Linked DNA regions of Homo sapiens: region 1 is linked to region 2. A link is a loop called in an ENCODE intact Hi-C map of the cell type or tissue named here. Cell type or tissue: mammary epithelial cell. All regions are shown on one strand.

Region 1 (2,500 bases), 120 kb before region 2:
AAGCTCCGTAGAAGTTGAAGGGGTCCTCAGCAGGGAGTTCGGACTGTCCATCACCACCAGAGCCAACGTCCATTACCTCTGCACCACTGGACGTTTGCAGGGGAGGTGGTGGAGACTGCTCACGGGGCAGCGCTTGGAAGGGGCGAGCTCGGCTCTCCATCACCGCTTCTCCTGCGGGCCCACACGGGAGCGGAGAGGGGCTCTCATCTGTCTCCATATTAAAAGCGCTTAAGACTAGTTTACAAGACCAGAGTTTTACAAGCCCTCACATAAATCTACACAGCTAACATGCACAAGTCCGCTGAGACCCGGGCGCGTCCTGCCGCGCTGTGCGCTGGCGGCTTAGTCAAGCTGGCCACATTGCTCTTTTCATTAATGTAGACAGCTTTTAGAACCACTGCCTCAATTATTGGAAATCACAATGCACTCAGCTTAAGTGACTGGCGACTAAGCGAGTCTGTCTTCATGCCGGAGTGGCACCTTTCTTCTTCTACCTGCAAAGAAATTTAAAAATATCGTCACAAAATGACAGAAACCTTCCAATTCCCTGGTACCAAGTTAAAAGCCAAGCACTATTAACAGCATAGTAAAGGGCTTCAAAATAATATTCCCTAAGAGGACTTTTTAGGCATCAAAACAAACTAACCTTACTTTTATTCTTCAGAACCTGAATTATAACTTAAGTCCAAAGTTAAATATTTTGTTAATGCCCACTTTAATTCCTACTTCAGAAACACAAAAACTATATAATCATAAGGCTCAAAAAATATTTTAAAAATTTACACTAAACTCCACCACAGCATTCTTCTAACTCAGATAAGCAAGCATGCAGTGGGAGGCACCCTTTCTGGAACACACAGAAGGCGCGTGGCCTCCCTCAGGCCACCAGAGCACAGCAATCCACTCACCTGCAAGGGCTGGGTCAGTCAGAGGGCGAGCGCGAGACCCTCAGCTCAACTCTGCGGCACTAGGGGCCTCAGAGGCATGGCCAGGCGCTCTGCTACCCAGGGACCCCAGGGCTCTCCTGGGCCCACAGGGTAGCACGTGGACGGGGACAGTGATGCAGCGTGCTGAGGTCACCAGAGGTGGCAGCATAGTTCTGTTCCCGATGGAGGAGAGGGGTGGGTGGCTGTGGGGAAGGGACCTGCCAGGATTTGGGGTGGGGAGCCACAAGAGACAGCTGGAGCCGAGGCACAGAGAGGCCTGGGTGCCACCTGCAGCCCGTTCCGCCCTGGGGACAATAAGGAGCCACTGAAGGTGAAGCGACTCTCATGCCACAAGTAGGTTCCTACTTGAGAGGGGAGACCCACAGCTGTGCCAGGCAGAAGCAACTGCATCCAAGGCACGGGGACAGTCCTCCAGGCCAGAGGACAAAGGTGTGAAAGAGGCCCTGGCAATGGGCCAAGAACAGTGTCACAGAACTGACCGCACTTGTTGACCCAACGGAGGTGGATAGCAGAGAAAAGAGGGAACTAAAGACAAGGAAGGACACCCAAATTCCAGCATGCAGGCAGGAGCCTGGCGAGGAGAACAGAGGGGACCTCCAGGCAGGCTCTGAAGGTGCCGAGGCCACAACTCTGGAGCCATGACTGGTCCAGATACGGAAGGCCAGGACGCACTGAGGAGGTAGTCGCCAAACCCACAGGAGGAAGGCCACCCAGAGATGAGGGTTAAGGATGCAACTCTAGGAAGCCTTACTACAGAGGAAGCATGAAGAAAGGGACAACATGAAGCAGGGAAGATGGGTCTGAGGGGGCAGCCAGAAAACCCTGCATCAGAGCAGAAGGAACACATGCAGACACACGCACATGCACACTCCCACAACGTGCACAGGAACACGCATGCATGCACATGCGTGCATACCAGTAAAGATGCACACATGCAAACCGCACTGCATGACCTAACATCCTCCCAAGATTCCCGGAAAGAACAGGAGATGCAGACATCACACATTTAACAAGGGACAAGGCATGGTGGATGTACTTCGAAGGGGACACAACATGAAAACCAGAGACTAGTTTAGGTTTAATCAATACATTTAACAACTATCCACTGGCCATCTACTCCGAGGAACGCACTATATGGACAAGAGACAAGGTCACAGGGCCTGGACACACTGGCAGGTCAATGACCACTGCACTGTCACCCCATTTCCTGGATTCTAAGATGTCCTAACATTTCTGAATCTAATGGGAATTTCACACCGTATGTTCCCAAAGATGTGTCCATCAAAGGTGCTGAGGATCCAGGAAACACAGCACAGAGCTAACAACTGACTATAAAGTGCTGAAGACGCTCAAGAGGCTGTGGGCAGCAACCAGGCAGGCATGAGGAACACTAAGTGGGGTGAGGTCAGTCTCCTGGCAACCAAGAAAGACCATTAGAGAAAACAGACCGAGGGGTCAATGCGCCCAGTGCCACAGATTACAAGGAAGACCAGGGCCACACACCTCAGAACCTGGCAGTCCCATAGAGACCCTGGTGAGTCAATCCATGATTC
Region 2 (2,500 bases):
GTGTCCCCAGCCCCCAGGACCTGGTCCCCACTGTGAGCGCGCTTGGAGCTCCCATGGTCCCTTAGCCTCTATGCTCACGCTGGTCCCTATCTTTTCCACCCTTCCTGGCTGGCCCCAGTGTGTCCTAACACAGAGCTGCCCTCTCTGAATCACCGAACCGCCCACCTTGGGGCCCTGGGGCGGCACTAGTTCCCTGAGTCACTCCGTGAGCCCGGTAACACATCCTGTGCCCCAGGCTGAAGTTCAAGCGGGAGGCGGGCCCAGGAGAACCTGTCTGACTGGTCCCCAGGCAGGTCCCATGGTGGCCAGAACAGAGTTCAAGGGGAACTGCACCACCGTCAGACCCTGTGAGTGTGGGGGCCTGTTGTCCTGGGGCAGCAGGCAGCAGGGCCTGCAGGGGTCATCAGGGACCCTGGCACCCTGGGACTCCAGAGGAGCCCCCCAGCCCTATCTGGGCATATCCCAGGGTTCCCAGCCCCCTGGAAATGGGGTGATAACAGCTTCTCCTGTAAGGGCTTTGATGCCTGGTCCTGGGTCCCTGTCCCAGAGCTGAGCACCTGCTGGCCCGGACCCCACCTTTCTTGTCGCCCACGTTCATGGCCCACTCCTTCTGCTCGCAGTAGGTGTCAATGGCCTCCAGCACGCTCTGTGCGTTCCCGGGCTCCGCATGCTGCAGCACGTGGTTCAGGATGCGCTGCTCCTTGGTGTCACCCATGAGCAGGTTGTGGATGGGCTGCAGGATGAACTCGTTCCAGCCGATAAGGCACAGGCCCCAGCCCCAGTGCCTCAGAAGCAGCAGCAGCACCACCAGCAGCACCAGGCCCAGCAACACAGCTGCCAACAGCAGAGGCGGGGCCTCCGGCATCTGCAGGGCGGGAGGGGAGGGGCGCCAGTGCTCTGTGCTCCTCCTGCAGCACCCACACGCCCCTTTGCTTGGAGTGCCACCATCGCCCCCTTGTGTTTGCAGAGGGGCAAGGTTCAGAAATGCCAGCCTTGTGCCTCAGTTGCCTGACGTGTCAGCGCCAGGGAGCCAGCCTTCTCGTGCCCTCTGGTGCCCTCGGGTAGACAGAGCAGGTGTGTGCCTCTGGCAGTCCTGTGTGGAGCCTGCAGGGTCACACTCCCTGGCCCTGGGTGCTTCCCCAGGCAGCCCAGGGATCCTCTAAAACCACACAAAATACAGAAGCAGACACGGACTCAGGCTGTTGTCTCCCAGCTGGCTTAGAGGACACCCAGGGGTAGGGAAGCCCCATGGCCCGGAGTTGGGGGTAGTCACGGGTGGCCAAAGGAGAGGCTGTATGGTGCAGCCCCTTGGCCTCATGTGGTGAGCCCGTGCTGGTCACCCATGCTCTGGACGCCCCAGGGATTCATGTGGCCTTTTCATTGAGTGTCCAAGTAAGGACACTGGCAGTCCCCAGGCCAGGCACACCAGGACAGACCCACTCACCACTCCCCTTGGGAACAGCAACGTGGCATGTCCCAGATGAGAAAGGCCAGCCCTGCCGCCCACAACAGTGTACCTCGTGGGGCACAGTGATGGCAAGTGACCCCACTTGAAACCTGTTTGAAATCCTCCTGGTGTGACCCTCCAGGCAGGTAGCCTGGGAACCAGACAGAAGCCTGGTGAGGGGACCCAGCAGGCAGAGAGCAGAGCACAGGAGGCCTGAGGCAGAAGCCCAGGGGTTCAGGTCACAGACCCTAAAACGGGAAGGACACAAGGAAACTTCTTCTAGGGCCCCTGTGCTCACTCAGAGGTCTTTCTGGGATGGGGCCCTGGGCTCCCAGTGGCATAGGAGATCCCACTCTCTGCTGGACGCTCCATTTTAGAAAGGCACACCCAGGCAAGGAGGCAGGCCTAGGGCCACAGAGGGGACACCCCTGGAGGCCAGCCTCAGGGCACCAGAGGACAGAGCAGAAGAGAACAGGGAAGCAGAGGCTCCGCCCTAGGGGGAGGTCATGCGGACACCAGGCTTCTAGGGGATTTCAGGCCATGTGGCCTATTTACACAGGCAGAGTGGACATGTGCTCAGCAGACCTGTGCCCATGCACCGGGCCGGAATCTGTACCCACCCTGGCACTGCCCCGGCTTCCGTTGGCCAACTCACCTTCAAAGCACCTCTGAGCAGGCTCCAGCCCTCTGGCTGCGGGAGGGGTCTGGGGTCTCCTCTGAGCTCGGCAGCAAAGCAGATGTTATTTCTGTGGAAATCAATTTTGCCTTTGGATAATCATCAACATAAACCCTAACCTGGCGATGACCAAGGTCCAGATACCTGAGCCCCTTCCCCGGATAGGGCCAGCCTGGCCTGAGCCTTCCCTAGCAGGGCGAGGGCAGTGCTTCGCCTTTCCGGCCTCAGAAGAGACAGCAGAAGGCCTCAGAGAGGCCAAGGGACATCCCTACTAGTGTCCCCCAGCCAGGGACCCCAGGGGCAGTCTCCTGGTCCCTGTCCACACTGCCCTGTGGGCTATGTGTGTGTGCACCTGCACCTTGTGAACCACAAGAGGA

What was found. A loop is a pair of places that touch in the nucleus more often than their neighbours do. Peaks named below come from ENCODE experiments on the same cell type or tissue, not always from the same donor. Only the 100,000 strongest peaks of a DNase experiment are listed, where the experiment ranks them.
Region 1: a loop joins it to region 2, with 3 times the contacts of the local background. A loop is called at or near these places in 17 of 110 quality-filtered maps.

What each region holds. Positions count from the first base shown.
Region 1 is chr22:20,083,681-20,086,180 of GRCh38, reverse strand. DGCR8 (DGCR8 microprocessor complex subunit) reads right to left here. Exons shown (of 14, transcript NM_022720.7): 2 at 1-494. The coding sequence starts at 217. It overlaps MIR3618 (microRNA 3618), which reads right to left and starts at 435; the gene lies at 348-435. It overlaps MIR1306 (microRNA 1306), which reads right to left and starts at 123; the gene lies at 39-123. RefSeq lists an enhancer at 2,399-2,500. In mammary epithelial cell, a CTCF peak has its summit at 1,080; no DNase peak of the experiment used is centred here.
Region 2 is chr22:19,960,892-19,963,391 of GRCh38, reverse strand. It overlaps COMT (catechol-O-methyltransferase), which reads right to left. Exons shown (of 6, transcript NM_000754.4): 2 at 2,103-2,193; 3 at 577-865. The coding sequence starts at 865. Among named protein-coding and RNA genes, the nearest start is that of MIR4761, 1.6 kb to the left of the region's middle. RefSeq lists enhancers at 1-582, 583-1,298. In mammary epithelial cell, a CTCF peak has its summit at 961 (motif pointing left); DNase peaks (open chromatin) are centred at 201 and 891; H3K4me3 peaks cover 645 bases; H3K27ac peaks cover 512 bases.